Linked DNA regions of Mus musculus: region 1 is linked to region 2. A link is a loop called in an ENCODE intact Hi-C map of the cell type or tissue named here. Cell type or tissue: left cerebral cortex. All regions are shown on one strand.

Evidence for each region. A loop is a pair of places that touch in the nucleus more often than their neighbours do. Peaks named below come from ENCODE experiments on the same cell type or tissue, not always from the same donor. Only the 100,000 strongest peaks of a DNase experiment are listed, where the experiment ranks them.
Region 1: it touches region 2 in a loop (6-fold over the local background); 3 of 42 quality-filtered maps call a loop at or near these places.

Annotation. Positions count from the first base shown.
Region 1 is chr9:43,546,336-43,554,335 of GRCm38, forward strand. No RefSeq gene overlaps it. Among named protein-coding and RNA genes, the nearest start is that of Gm36855, 29 kb to the left of the region's middle. In left cerebral cortex, CTCF peaks have their summits at 3,155 (motif pointing right) and 6,646 (motif pointing right); DNase peaks (open chromatin) are centred at 87, 1,621, 2,082, 2,712 and 1 more place; H3K27ac peaks cover 1,032 bases.
Region 2 is chr9:44,075,112-44,083,111 of GRCm38, forward strand. Usp2 (ubiquitin specific peptidase 2) reads left to right here. Exons shown (of 13, transcript NM_198092.2): 2 at 255-1,111. The coding sequence starts at 296. The region is part of intron 1 of Gm39325 (a long non-coding RNA gene); the gene reads right to left. Among named protein-coding and RNA genes, the nearest start is that of Gm39325, 5.9 kb to the right of the region's middle. In left cerebral cortex, CTCF peaks have their summits at 1,817 and 2,019; DNase peaks (open chromatin) are centred at 1,821, 4,074, 4,434, 5,985 and 2 more places; H3K27ac peaks cover 3,942 bases.

The sequences.
Region 1 (8,000 bases), 530 kb before region 2:
CAACAGATCCTAATGCAATCCATCCCTAATTTGAGTCTCAGTTTATTTGGGTGTCTCTTCTTCCTGGGCATCAGTCCTGCTCTGAAATAGATTGTCTGGCACCTTGCCTCTCCCCTATGTCACCCTCCTCCGTCTTCAGCTTTCATTTTACCTCCGGGCCCTTCCTTACCCCAGCCACACTATCCCAGACTCTAGAAGGCAACAGCACAGCTCAGTAGTCTTGGGTTCTAAATGCAGGGTTGTTCTTCATCTGCCCTGGGTGCCTTTGCCTAATATTCCCCAAGGGCCTTTCCTAATGATTTTTTTTTTTTTTTTGGTCACTTTCTTCTCTTCCTGCCTGGTGAACTCAGTTCTGTTCCCCTGGCCTCCTGCAAAACTGCCGCTAGGAGTAGGTATGTGAAGTGGAGACTCTTGGACCACTGCAGGGACAGGTGACAAGAGATACTGGATTTGTCCCCCAAGCCAGTGGTTGGTCTGTAAGACCCATAAGTGGCCTCTTTGTCTTGGAGTAAGCAGCCTGAGTGACCCTTTCAAGGAGCTTTGAGGGCTCAGGGGCCCTACACTGACAAGTGGCTGAGAGCTGGTTAGAGTCTTCCTGTGGGACATCCTGGGAGCAGAGCCAGTGAGCAGCCCAAGTGAGGAGAAGGAGCCATCATGAGGTCCCTCACTAAGCATCACCATCCTGTCTGTTCAGACCACCTGACCGGGCTCTTCTGGTTAATCTGCAGGACGACACTCTAGGGAGGGTTTCCAGAGCAGGGGCTGGGGCCGGGGCTGCCAGCACTGTAGCATTTGACTGTAGGAAATGGTCCTTGTTCTTGTGCAGAGAACTCTAGAAGAAAGAGCACTTGTCCCTTGAAACTGGCTCTTCAGACTTCTTTATCTGCAACTGTGCTCAGAGGCAGGTGGATGAATGAAATGACCCCTGATAATGACCCTGATAACGTGGGGATCCCACAGTGCCTGGGAACAAATGTTGTGACTGTAATCAGCAGGGTTTCTGGGGCCTATTTTCCCTTGGCGAGTTGGCAACCCACAGCTTACCTGAATTAGGTGAGGCAATTCCTTACCTCACAACCCTGCAGGTTGTCAGTTGTTCTTCAGGGGCTTGGCCATGTCCACTCTGCTGGCAGCCTGCAGAGCAGGTCTCTCTCCTGTTGTGACTTTCTTCCCCACCATTAGTACAGCACAGTGTACCTAGACTTCACACAGATGCCTTCTCTTCCCCTTAGCAAGGCTCCCTGTTCTTTGGCTTTTTCCAGATCCTCTGTCTATCATCACTGACCCAGGACTCTGAATATCTATTAATAATCACCCTTGAGATGACGCAATCCAAAATGAGCAAAACCACCACAATATTAACCGCTGTGGTGGGGTGTGGGACAGATGTGTGCACTGTCTTGCTTGTAAGGGGGGGTGAAGGTGCTGAGCGGTAGCAGCTGATGCCCCTTCTGAGGGCATTAGGACCCTCCTCAAACAGGAGCCAACTCCAGGGACACAAGGAGCAGAGAGGGGTTGGTAACAAAGCCACTTGGAGAGCTGAGATGCTGCTGCTTGGATTATCATCAGCTGCCAGTATCTTTGCATAAGTACTGGTAGGTGGATGTCTGGTCAAAGCTGATGTGTGGGTGTTGGAAGAAACAATCAAATTGACGTGATTTAAGAACCGAGGGTTATTTTGAACTCTTTCGTTCCCATTTGAACGTCCTCCTTTTTCTAAAAAAAAAAAAAAAAAAAAAAAAAAGAAGAAGAAGAAGTTTTTTTGTTGTTGTTGTTGTTGTTTCATTTTTTTGTGGGAAACCAGGAAAGAGGAGGAAAATTGGTAGAGAGAGGCTCAATTCGTTCCTGTTCTGTTCCTGTGCTTGGAATATTGCCTGGATGCAGGGGCATGGCCAAAATGACCCTCATCATCTTCTCACAGGGCAGGAAGGATCTCGGCTAATGGTTTCTTGGAAGCAAGAATGATGCCCCTGTGGCTGGAAGGGAAACTTGTAGTTATGGTAACCATGCGATTCAGTTTCCCCATGTGAGTGGGTGGTCCTAGTTTATGAGAAGCAAAAACTGGGGTTCAGAAAAACACTCAAAGCCAGGCACCAAAATGACCAAAAAGAAACTAATAGGGCAGCTCCAAGTCTTGGTAGAAATGCAGCAACGCTCTTGCCAACCCCCACTGCCTTTCCTGTGGGGAAGGAAGGTCCCACAGATAAGAAAGGGTCTTGGAGAATGTGTGTGTCAAGAATGAGAGACCTGTGAGGATAAGGGGGTGGGGGAAGGAAGCCTGTTTCACAGAGCAGGAGGATGGAACACAACTATCATTGATTCGTCCGATTAAGAACTGGGCATATTAAGCAGATTTGGGGTGTCTTGAAGGAAAGAACAGTCTAATAAAATATTTTAAGAGACCGTGAGAGTCAAGTCCTCTCCTATTCCATTCCTACCAACTTAGGCAATCCCTCTCATCTTTCCTGACCAGAGTAAATGCCAGCGGTAATTTTTAGATTAGGGTGTTTCCTCCTACACCAGGACTTTTCCAGACTTTATGACCCTAAGCACAGCTGCTGTATGAAGCCTGAGAGCCCCTTGCCCAAGCCCAGTTACCAAGAAAAGATATCACGGTTTCACTTGGCAGCCAACAGAATCCTCCAATCCCACGTTGGACTGGGAAGCCAGATTTAACTCACACAGTGTTTAAGACACCCAGGAGCAGAGACATGCTACTGTTTGCATAAATGTCCTCCCACTGAACTTCCTCCCTGTCCATCTGTCCCTTAGCTGTCACACTGCTCAGACCGCCTTGTGGATAAACATGAGAGTCCCAGGAGCAGAGTGGCACAGAGCCCTTCATCCTGCCAGGCTCCCCATCACGGATCCAGTCTTGCCCTGGTTCTCTTCCCTCTGTTCCTGCTCCCATCCCTTTCTCATTCCCTTTATCTCCTTCCTCTACAGTCCCATTTCTGGCCCAGCTTAGCCCTCTATAATGACTTAATCTTGCCGACAGGGTGACAAGCGGATGAATCGAAGTCTGAGGCTTTTTTTCTCCACTCTAGATTCATTGGAAGATTTCTCCCAGATGCGGCACTAAAACCCCAGATTCAATTTCCCTTTGACATAATAACCGAATTAGTCTCATATTGTCATACATAAATTACTAGCCAGTCAGGGTGCCACCAGAGGGAGAGAGAGCTGGAGAGAAAGCAAGACATGAGCATCCGAAGGGGTGTGACTGTGACAAGCAGGGACCTGAATAACAATGGGACCAGAAGGGTAGCAGCTAATCATAGCTGACAAATGAGGAGAATTCCCGGGCTGCAACAAAGGTAAAGAATATTTACCTTCCTCCCCATGCCCCTGGCCATTAAAATGTCACCACGGGGAGCTACGCACCTTACAAGTGATACACAGATCTAAATATCTTCTCCGTTAAGCACTGCTCTGTTTGCAAAGGCTGCTTTCCAAGAGGAAAATGAGGTTTTCTTGAAACTCCGTTGCAGCTTCCAGGCCTGCTGGTGGAAGTTGAGCTGAGTAGGAGACTTACGTGAGTCTTAGTGTGGTGGACCAGTCCTCACCATGGTTGTAGGGACGTTAGCCTGGATAGCTCTGAGTGCAGGAGCATGCTGGCCTGCATAACTATGTTGGGAATCAGATCCTGGGCAGAAGGGGTTCAAACCTGAGCCAGCTAAAGTGGGGTTCCTCAGCTCTCCACCAGCCACTCCTCTCAAGCTGGAGTCCCGAGGGCTAGCCTTATGCCTCCCCCTCTGAGCCCTTGCCCCCGGCCCATCTGTCCATCCTGTTCAATGCTCCTCTAGGAACTTCTGAGCTTCACCTCCGTATCCCAATGCGACATTAAGGCCTGTTGAAGAGTCCTGGTGGTCTTCCCACTTCCTGTGCTCCCTGACAACCCATGGTCTACCCATCCTCTGAGTGTACCTTGCCCAAATGCAGATTTACTGACAGTATGCCCCCAGTTAAAACCTTTCACTACTTCCCTAAAGAATGATGTCTAAGCTTTGAGGCATTTGCTAGTAAGATGGTCCATGACCTATCGCTCTGTGCAGACCCCTGACCACAGCCAGGCTCATGGTACTGATTGTTTCCAGGCAGGACCCTTGTATTGCTTCTAGCTGCTCCTTTGGCCTGGAGAGTTAGCCTTCTCTACTTGAGCACTTCCCATGGTAAGCATAGCTTACCAACCTTGGACCAACCTACCACCATGCACAGGCCTCCACTGCCTCTGCCTTCTCTGTGACTGTTCCCAGTGGCTAGTTGGTTCAACTTTAGCTCTATGTATCAAATCCTTCAAAGATAAGCATGAGATGTCGACATGGGAAGCACCAGGTTGTCCAAAGAGAGGTGAACTGGCCCAGGTTGGGAAGAGAGCAGGTCAAATCCACCCCCCATGCCGATCAAAGCTGAGCATGGGATTTTACACCTTGCTACATTCGTCCATATCCAGCACACAGTAGGGCTTTTGCAGATGTTCAGAAAATAAATCTCAAAGAGGTACAGTAAAGCCAGTCCTGGCCAAGCAAGGATTCAGTAGATGCCATGTCTCCCATAAGATCCTACCTCGTGGGTATGCAAGCCCATGTGGGCAGGTATGGGGGCCTAAGGTTGCCACCCAAGCTCTTCTTCACTTTCTTTTTCCACTTAGTGTTTGAAATTGGCTTTTCACTGAGCCTAGAGCTCATCATTTCACCCTTGGAATCTGCTTGTTTCTGCTTCCCAGATCTGGGGTTGCGGGTACTCACCACCATGCCTGGCGTGCACGTGGGTCCTGGGGCTTAAACTCCCAGCCTTATGCTTGTACACTGAGCACTTGACTCACAGAACCATTTTCCCAACTCTAAATTTTGTTTTTTTACTGCTAGACTGCCATGAGTCCAACAGGGTCTCAAAACTATGTGACTTGGGATATGTTGGGTCTCCCAGTGGCCAATGTGGAGCATGCCCTACTGTTAATCCTCAGGAAATGTCTACAAGATGATCTTCTGTGGATTCTGCTCTAAGGAGCTGACCACTGAGGGGATCATAATGAGCAGGATATGACAGACTACGAGCAAGAGCTGGACCCTCTTCCGCTTTGTATCTCTGTCTGAGACGAACATTTTCCGGGAGTGCTAACACAGCCCCTGCTCAGAAAAGGCTGGGAGTCCCACACGCACGGCTCAGGGGACAGGTTGTGATCCGTCCATTTCCATCCAGCATTGTGTTTCTCTGTTGGTGTCACTGTGACCCGTTCTACTTGTTTTTATGCAGTATATTATTTTGCTTTTATATTTCTACTTTATCTGCAGACCTGCAGAGTTCCAAGAACTTAACTGGATCCAAAGCCAATGCATTAACTCCCTGGCTCAGCCCGGGTGAAATGAGGAAACAGCCTTCCCTCTCCTTATTTCGTCCACTACTCACACCTGGTCTCCACGGTGGCCTCCTCACCTCCACTGGCGGGATGAAGACCCTCCAACCTTTCAATCAGTCTGGTGTTGTCCGGGTTTGCCCTTCCAGTTATTACAAGTCCGGTTCCAGATACATGCAGCATATCCTCACTTATATGTGAAACTAAAAGAGTTCGACTCATAGGCATGGAAATGGTTTCCAGACCGGAAAGAGGGAGCGAGCAAGGGGTGGGGTGGGGGTGGGGGTGTTCACAGGTGCAACCGGATAGGAAGAATAACTCCTGGCGTTCTATGTCACAGTCAGATGGCTGGAGTTGGCTACTAATTGAATATTTCCAAGTATCTAGTAGAGAGGATTGTGAATGTTTTCATCGCAGAGAAACAATAAATGTCTGAAGTGATGGATCTGCCAATTACTAGGATCTGATCATTACAAGTGGTACACATGTATTGAAATATCATACCACCCATAAATATGTACAATTACCGTGTGTCATTTACAAAAGAAAGCAAGCTCAACCTAGGACAGAACTCATTCCTCTTGCCTAATGAGAAGAGTCTCCCAGCCCCCAGCCTGCCTCAGACCCAGAGCCAGAGGCCCTGCAGCAGGAAGGGGCTAGCCTCCTCTACCTTTCCTTCTATCTTTCCTTCTGCTGTGCCTCTTTGCCTTGCTACTCTGGGGGCTGACAGGAGAAAGAAGAGCTTTAGCTGAGTTCAAACTTCTGATAGTTCTCTGTGGCTATCAAATAGCCAGGGAGATGCCTAAATACAGCTTACAGAGGGATTTTGTGTGCTCTTAGAGAAGTTACCTGGGGAACCTCCATCACACAGGTTCCTGATAGGACAATGGCTCCCTACCGCCTCTCACAACTCCCACGTAGTCAATTCTAGAGCAATCCACATGGTCTGCCTGGGATGATTCTCAGGCAATGATGGAATCTTTGGAGGCAATTCAATTACAGTCAACCTCTAACAGTCCTTCCAGTGTTCAAGATATGCTGGGGCTCCCCAAACCACAGTTAGCTCTGGGTCTCTCCCTCCCTCTCCCTCTCCCTCTCCCTCTCCCTCTCCCTCTCCCTCTCCCTCTCCCTCTCCCTCTCCCTCTCCCTCTCCCTCTCCCTCTCCCTCTCCCTCTCCCTCTCCCTCTCCCTCTCTCCCCATCCCCATGCACATACACTTGCACATACATGCAATGGCATATGCTGTATGCTGTATGTCATTGCATGTAGAGACCACCAGAGGTCAATCTTTAGTGTTACAGAATTTTAATTAAAGACTGATCTGAGCCACAATGTAGTGACAACATTGTCTTTTTGTAAAGGGCTTTCTTTTCTTTTCTTTTCCTTTCTTATTTTATTTTATTTTATTCTATTTTATTTTTTGTCTTTCTACGTAGCCATGGGTTTCCTGGAACTCATTATGAGGACCAGGCTGACTTCAAACTCCACCTAGCTCTGCCTCTCAAGTGCTGAGATTAACGACATGTGCCACTCCACCTGGCTCTAAGTGACTTCTTAAAGCTTTCTTTACTGGCCTACAGTGGTACAGAGATGGAATCTCAGCTCTCAACCTCACCTTCTCCTCCCTGGCTGGGAGCTTAAGGCTACTGGGGGCGCAGAGCCTATCTTGCTCTCTTGGTAAGTCTACAGCTATGCTTGACACTGTGCCTACTGGGGAGGGTCCTGGTAGACACAGGTGGCATGCCCAGGAAGGTGGCTGGGGAGAATAGAAAAGATCGTCCAATGACAAGAGCAGACTATGAAAGCCACCATCTTGAGCAGAGAAGGCAAGGGGAAGAAGATGTCCCCAGATCCTTTGTAAAATACAGGTCTCTTGGACAGGACAGTAACCTTCAATACATGGATTATGCCATTCAAACTGTGGACAAACAGGGCATTGGGGAAATAAACAGCCCCTCTCTTCTCTCTTCAGTTCTCCTGAAGGCACCCCCACTGGCTGGGTTTAGCCCAAAGACTCAGGTTAACACTGTGGCAGGATGGAGAAGCAGGGCAATAAAGGATGTGTTGGGGGTGGGAATTCATTATATTGTCCCCATCTCAGCCCCTTAATGAGACACCAAGGAAAGTTCATTGAACAACTGCTCTCCTCTGCCCCTAATGGCAAGGTATCTGCATCCCAGTGTGGACTGCAAGACAGGGTGAAAGGTCCGGGGCTGGATGGTAGTCTCTCACCTTCTGCCAAGTCTTACTTCCCTAGACTTTGAACACCACTGTGAAGGCCACGTCCAGAAAATACCATAAAGCTAGCATAGGAAGGGAGTCTGAGTGAGAGATTACCTGCCATTTCAAGTCCTCTGGGCCACACTACACCCTTTACTGGCACGTATCATTAGAACTGGCTCAGCGTGGATGGCTGGGATTTCTCCAGGAGACGGCGGGGAGAAAAGAAACAACTGGATCAGTGATCAGTGATGCCCACAGTAGAGGCAGTGTTGGGACCTGATTTGGGCCACATAGGGTGAGATAACGGTGCCTCTCTTCCCGCTTTGCCTCTCCAAGGACTGGCTCAGACAGGGTCCAAGCCCTGGTGTTGTCACCATGTGGGCAGAGTTGTGGGTTTCTGTTGGCACCCTCACTCCCCACA
Region 2 (8,000 bases):
CTCTGATGTAGAGGGCTGGGGAAGTGGAGAGGCTGTGCCTTTTGCTGGTTGTTCTTGTGGGTACATGGGTACACCCACCCATATACATACCTGTTTGCATGTGTGTTTCTCTGGAGCTAGCCAGCCTATTATAGGCAGGCCCCAAGTGGTCCCTGTTGAGCCCTAAGGTCCTGGCCCAGCTGGCATAAAGAATGAGCACAGGATGGGCCTGGTGCTTCGCAGAGCCCTTGACAGCTGCTTTCCTTGTCTTTCAGCCCATGAGGCTCCCAGTACCCACTGAGTACCACCCTGAAGGATGTCCCAGCTCTCCTCCACCCTGAAGCGCTATACAGAATCGTCCCGCTACACAGATGCCCCCTATGCCAAACCGGGCTATGGCACCTACACCCCTTCTTCCTATGGGGCCAACCTGGCCGCCTCCTTCCTGGAGAAGGAAAAACTTGGTTTCAAGCCGGTCTCCCCCACCAGCTTCCTCCCACGGCCCCGCACCTACGGCCCCTCCTCCATTCTGGACTGTGACAGGGGCCGCCCCCTGCTGAGATCTGACATCATTGGGAGTAGTAAGCGGTCAGAGAGCCAGACCCGTGGCAATGAAAGGCCCTCGGGCAGTGGACTCAACGGAGGCAGTGGATTTTCTTATGGAGTTTCCAGCAACTCCCTCAGCTACCTGCCCATGAATGCCAGAGACCAGGGGGTGACCCTGAGCCAGAAGAAATCGAACAGCCAATCAGACCTGGCCCGGGATTTCTCCAGCCTCCGGACTTCAGATGGCTACCGGACTTCAGATGGCTACCGGACCTCAGAGGGCTTTAGGATAGACCCTGGAAACCTGGGTCGCAGCCCCATGCTGGCCCGCACGCGTAAGGAGCTCTGTGCCCTGCAGGGCCTCTACCAAGCAGCCAGCCGTTCTGAGTACCTAACAGACTATCTGGAGAACTATGGTCGAAAGGGCAGTGCACCACAGGTGCTCACGCAAGCCCCTCCTCCCTCCCGAGTCCCTGAAGTCCTCAGTCCCACCTACCGACCAAGTGGCCGTTACACACTGTGGGAGAAGAGCAAGGGCCAGGCCTCTGGGCCCAGCCGCTCCAGTTCTCCAGGGCGAGACACCATGGTGAGTTTACTCTTGGGGATCCAGTGAGGGACTGGGGAGACAGCCCCGTGTTACAAAGAGCCAGGCTAGGAACAGAACTCCCAACCTGACTGACGATTGGTGGCGGACAAGCAGCAGAGATCATCTTCCACGATGATCAAAGCATGACTTGGTGGCTCCATGGCTCAGAGCCATGGGGAAGGGGCTGGCCCGTGCTTCAGAGACCTACACACGTGGGAATGATCCAAAGGTGCTCTAGGAGGTTCAGCCCCCCCTGTCTGCTGTTCTTCTCATTCTCTGATCTCCCATCCAAAATGTCAGGGTCTTCCCCTGTGGGCTCTGGTCCATCCAGGGCTGGATGCCACAGTAGAAGTGTGATCACCATGTTACCTGTGGAGAGAGAGCCATCCTCCCACCCCGATCCCTGCTCTGGATGGTTCTCTTCCTGTCCAGGCATGAGATATTAGGAGTAGCAGGACTCTTCCCCTGATGCCGGCAGCTTAAGTTCAGGGTATCTGGAGAATAGGTTTGTATCTTTGGAGAAAATAGTGTAGAGTCTTTTGTCCAGAGATAGAGATGATCTAATACCTCAGTGCTCCAGCTTGCCTGGGCTGGAATGAGGGGAGAGGCTCTGTTGGAGATTAACCAAGGGCTGGCATGGTCTCCCTCACATCTAATCCCTGAACACGCCTCCCTGGGGCAGTGACTCCTCTCCTCTCCTGTAGTTATCCGTGTGTCCAATAGGTGGCGAGCTCTTGGAGATTTAAAGTGATTGTATCTCTACTCCTTCCCCTGTGCCTCTGGCAACTCGGGGCTCAGCTGACCTGCTGATTGCATGGATGGATGGATGGGTGATTAGACTGGGGTGGGGGTGGGGTGGTGGATTGATGGGCAGAAGAACACATAGGTAGACAAGCGTGTGGGTAAGAGGATTGGATGCTGTGTTCTCTGTTTCCTTATGTACCCCTCCTTATAGAGCATATGTCTTTTGTAAAGGCAAGCAAGCTATGCCATAGCATGAAATAGTGCTTTAGAGAGCTTGTTCAGGACTAGGGATCATAGCTGGGTCATAGGCTAAAGTGTGTCATGACAAAGGGCCTTGGGACAACTTTGATAGTATCACTTGAACTGTTTTGGGCCACCTGGGAAGTACCATGGAAGATACAAAAGCTGTGTCTCACAGGACATTCAGACTCTAGCCATCAGGGTTGGCTACAGGCACAGGACGCTGTAGGGTCCATTCTCGACACGTCCAGAGTTGTTCATAGAGGTGATGGGCAATGAAAAGGCTCCTCTCAGTGGAGGGAGCCTCTGCCGGCTCTTCCTTTGCTCGGAAGAAAGGAAGTCTTCTTGTACACGCATGCTTCTCTGTGGGGTCCGCAGGCATTCGGTGGCAGTAGAATCACCTATGGGCTTAACAGTCCCCCAGACCCTCTGGAGCAAACGCTCTCAGGGCAGTGCCTTAAGATCTGCCTGTTACAGGCTTTTCAGGTTGTCTGGGCCAAAGGCTGCAATACACTCCAGACTCCCAGCAGCTGCTGTTATCTGTCATCTTCCTCACAGCCAGCTACTTACTGCTCTTCCTGAAGTCTGCTGTCCCCTTTCCCTTCATTTCTCCTGGGGACACCTGGCCCTACCCCAGCCCAGGGCCGGAGAGAGTTGTTTTCAGAAAGGATCTCAACGAGGTAGCAAATACCCTGAGCAAACTCAGTCGCCAGAACCTGCATCCCTCTGGCCTAGAAGCAAGGCACAGAACTGTTAGGTGGTCAGGAGTGCCCTAAAGCCAAGCTAGCATTTCATCCTGAGCTCTGCTCAGTACAGTACCACCAACCAGGAGAGACCTCTACGGTCTCACTGCCCCGAGACCATCACTTCACCTTGGCCCTCTTATGCTCGCTTCCAGGGGTTGATTGTATCCTAAGGAAGTGAGAGCAACTTTTTGGGTGCCTTGAAATCTGCCCCATCACAAGCTTCTCCATAAGTTCTGTTCTCCCAGGATGGCTTCTTTAAAAAAAAAAGTGTGGCTTCTTCTCACAGTGCTGTTTTCTAGCTCTGAACTCTGTACCATGCACACCTCTGGGGAACTGAGAACTCTGTGCCATTCACCTGGCTTTCTCGGGCAGTTTCCTTAACTCCTAAGTCTGTTTGCTCTTCTGTAAAATGAAAGCACTCATAGTTTCTACTTCATAAATTACTGTGAAAGAGCCTGACACATAGTAGGGACTCAGTAAAGGTCGGTCATCTTTGCTCCTGGCTTTAGGAGACGAGAGAGGTGCAGGCCAGCCTCTGCCTTGAGTTCACTTCAGGAAATCCATGCCTACTTGGTTACACCAGGAGGCAGGCCTGGGTGTGTGTGTCTTCCGAGGTAGGGAAGGGAGAGGTCACCTGAGGCCGAGACAGACTGCCCGTGACCTCTGAGAGGCACAGTCTTACCTTTTAACCTTGGATACCTATCAGCTCGGACGGATTTCCTCCTCTATAAAGTGAACGATGGCACCTGCCCTGCCCTCCTCACAGGACTGCCACAAGGCTCAAACCAAGTAATGAAGGTGGAGGCATCTCCAGCCAATAAGACAGTAACGGCCAACCTGAGCTTGGAGCTTCACAGGCTCCATTGAGCATGTGTAATGGAGGCACCACCGGCATGAAGTCGGTGAAGGTGCAACTCGGCCCTGGGGCTCTGAGGGTCAACCCCCTGAGGCCCCACTTTCCCTGAAAATGCAGGGCGATGAGCCAGGAGCCACCAAGGTGTTTTGCTCTTCTAGGGAGGATTTGCAAGCCAGCCCAGGTGGCTCAGCCCTGCAGAGCGCCTAGAGCCAGAGAGCCAGAGAGCACCAACCCGTCAGTTCCCCCTCGCCCCACCTCTTCTGTTCCTGGGGCCTATGGAAGGACAAGCTGTTCCCACTGAGCACTGCCAGGCCTGTGCTTTAACCCTACAATCCCTCCTAATCCTCCTATGATCCACCCCCCCAGCTGCTCTGTGGCCAGCCCTGGCACGATGCCTGCTGGCCTCAGGCCGCGCACTTGCCCCTCCCAGGCCTCACCTCCTCTCCCCAAGAAGAGCCACGGGTTGGCCCAGGGCCCTTCCAAGCATAGTCAGCAGGCTAGGAACCTGCCTCTTCCACACAGAGGCAGGGACTGAGTCGTGTCCCCCCTTCTCCCCCCCTCCCCCCCCCCCACGTCCGACCTAGGCTGTTCCCTGGCGTTCGCACACACAATCTTATGTGCCCCTTCCTCTCTGCTCGGGGAACTGCTTCTGAGTGATGGAATCTGAGTCTCTGGGTCCTGTCTGTCACTGGGGTTGCTGACTCATGTTCTGAAGCCTTGGGTTCCAGCTGTTCAGTGACAGGGAGATTATATAAAGCCAGGGTCACGTGATCCTCCTCTCGGGTGGGACTCTGGACTTGAACAAGTGGAGGATGGCAGAGACTGCCTGAGAACCAAAAAGCGGACCTTCCTCTCCTGTCCCCCTGCCTTCTCACTCTGTTGACTCAAGCCACACTGGACTGCCCCTCTTCTGTCTTATTTGTCCAGATTGGCAACCTGAGACCCTGGAGCCCATCTTTACCTGGCCCACCCCAGCCACCTCCTCAACTGCTCCCAGGAGGCCATACTTTCTGAAGGTCTCAGTCTGTACTAAAGACACTCGTGAGAATCCCCAGGACCAGAACAAGCCCTAGCTCCTGAGGAGGAAGAGCAGAGGGTTTGGGCATGGTTGTTAGACTCTCTGTAGTGCTAATGTCTCTGTCCCGGGAAGACTCGCTGTGGGCAGTGACCTGGCAGCCGTCCTTGTCATTACTCTCCAGCTCCATTTCTCAGTTGATGTCCTGAACCCCTCCATCCATCCTGTCTTCCCTTCAGCCACCCCCACACCCCTCACACACACACACACACACCACACACTCCAGGATGTCATTTTAAGTTAATATGGTGCTGGGGTGGGGCGAAGCAACACAAGTTAATCCAAGCCTAGCAAAATGTTCCCTGCCCCTGGGGGACCCGCCCCACTGACCATCAGCCTCAGAAACAAACATCATGTTCAGAGCTCAGAGCTGCCCACGTGGTCCCTTGCCCCCTCTTACCTCAGTGAATACATAAAACTAGCACCCGAGACAGAGCCATAAGCAATAGAAGGAAGTGTGTGGGCTTCTTGAATATGGCTGGTTCAGACCAGATTTCCTGGGGCTTGAAAGAGCACAGAACATTTGACCCGTGGGGGTCTAATTCCTACAAGGAAATAGTTTCCTACCGCTGATGGGAAGGGTAAACTGACTCTCCTCCATAAAGTACACGATGGGCTGGAAGCCCACAAAACCTTCCTGAAAACTCAGAGCCCCTGCCTTCTCAGGCCTCAGTCTTGCCAGCAGAGAGACGCTTGCTAGGATCTGGGCCACTGGCCTTGAGACATCTTCCAGAGCCTGAGCATCGTCACCAGACCCTGGACAAAGCCACCCATTGGGGTCTGAGAACAGCAGGATAGTTTCAGTCCTAGTCCTTGTAGGGAGAACCCTGACTGAGGTAAAGAAAATGACCTGTCCTACACCAGAGGCAGGAAATAGCTCAGAGAAACGGTAGCTTTGGGCTGCAAGACTCAACATAGCCCAACATGGCTCTGTAGATTTCAGACTTAAGTCATAGAGCCTCAACCAGATTCAGACCCCAGAGGACTATCTCAGTAAAACTGAGTCCACTTTAGGAAATGGCTCTGAGAAGAAAGGGTCTCACAGGAATTTGGTGAGTTGAGGAATAAGCCAGAGATCTTCCTCGGCTGCATTTAGCAGCAGTCGGACATGCTGGACAAGACTGGACGCTGTTTAACTCACCCTAGATTTCTCAAAATACATCCAGGCAACAGCTTTCCCCATCTGTCCCTCCCCGCTACCAGAAACACCCACACCTCCCCGGCAACCTCCTGCATCCCAGGAAAGAGGGAGAGCATGCTGGCACAGCACCAAGATGGGAGTGCACATGTCATTAAGTCTAAGTCATGGGGACAGAGGCCATGCTACAGTGGGTGAGCATCTCTTGGACAGCACCCCACCCACAGCACACTTGCTCAACATGTAAAACCAGACACACCCCTTCCCCTTAAGATCAACTGCAACATGCAGGATTCTCAGCAGAGCTCAGTCTGGCCCTCTTCATTAAGACCTCCCTCGTTAAGGAACCTCCAGCCCTGCCCTAGAGGATGATCCCAGGTGCTGGAGCAACCAAGACAAGCCACACAGCATCTGAGACCGTTTGCAAGTTTTACAGCTATAAAACAAAGATAAACATATTCGAATGAATTAACAGTGTGCAAGCTGAGTGGATGAAGTAATGGGTGTTTAGAACTGGGTGGAATTAATTAGGGAAGGCTTTATAGAAGGCTTAGAGTTGCTGTTTTGTTTGTTGTAGCTCTGGGGGGTTAAGTTCAAGGCCTAACTCTTCCATTGAACCATCCCCCCCCCAAAAAAAAACCCCAAGCAGAAGTTGGGTTGGTCTGGCTTTTATGGCCCAACAGATCAAGCCCGGGGGCTTCCATCTGCTCGGGGAACTGACTTACGTGTTTTTTAAGACAGGGTCTTATGTAACCCAGCCTGGCTTTTACAGACGTCCTGCCTCTGCCTCTCAAATGCTGTGACTATAAGTGTGCCTCACCACATCTGGCAAAACTCGAGTTTTGAATAGAATTTACAAGTAGACAGAAAAACAGGAGGAACACCCTAGAATTTCTTAGTACCTGTTTTAAAAGTGTGAGTTTGTCTCTAAGACAAGTCTGGGTTCAGTGCCCTACACAGTCATTTATTAGTTTTGAGGTCCTGACTGAACACAAGCCCCTCTGGCACATAAAGTCCCTCACCTATCAACGAGAAGTAATAGTTAAAGCTTCACGGTGTGCTTGATGGAAATTAACCAGCATAGCATATATAAAGCCCATAGTCCAGTGCTGCTTGGTCATTCAAGGGCCTTAATGGTGTGTGTTTGTATGTGTGGCCTTGACCTGGGCTAGCCTTATACAGCCATATAGCTACGGATGACTTTGAGCTTCTCATCTCATGGGAATATATATGTATGTGTGTGTGTGTGTGTATATATATGTTTATGTGATGCTGGGGACTGAATCTAGGGCTTTGTGCATGCTAGGCAAACACTCTACCAACTGAACTGCATCTTGCATGCGTGTCTTTATTACATTCATTTACTTATTGTGTGTGGGCACACCCTTGCCCTTGGCACATGGCAAAAAGCTTGCCAAATTCATCTCTCTCCTTCCACCAGTGCAACGGAGGGTTCCAACTCAGATCGTTAGGCTTGGTGGCAGTCACCTATACCAGATGCGCCATCTAACCAGCCCTCATGTGTCGTTTCCTTAATGTTTTCTGTTAACATGTAATTATACACAACAATGGATTCACTATGACATCCTCATACATGCATCTAATGTATTTTGATCATACTTCCCCAGGTCCCCTCCTTTCATCCAGCTCTCACTTCTGCTGCTCCACTTCCTTTTACCAAGCAATCCCTCTTCTATCCCCACCCCCTTTTAGGGACCCTGAGTTTCCTTAGAGCTGCTTACGGGAACACAGATAGGGGTTATTTACAGGAATTTGAGCACCAGTCAGCTGCTACACTGTCGGAGGAAAGAGGACAGACAGGCTCTTACTATGCAGTCCAGGCTATCCTCAAACTAGCAATCCTCCTGCCTCAGCCTTCTGAATGCTAGGATTACAGGGCAACATGCTCAGCTAGATCTGTTTCCTTTCTTTCTCTTTTGTTTTTGTTTTCAGTTGGTTGGTTGGTTGGTTGGTTTTTCAGGACAGAATTTCTCTGTGTAGCTCTGGCTGTCCTGAAACTCTATCTTTAGACCAGGCTGCCCTTGTATTCAGAGATCCACCTGCCTCTGCCTCCTGAGTGCTGGGTGAAA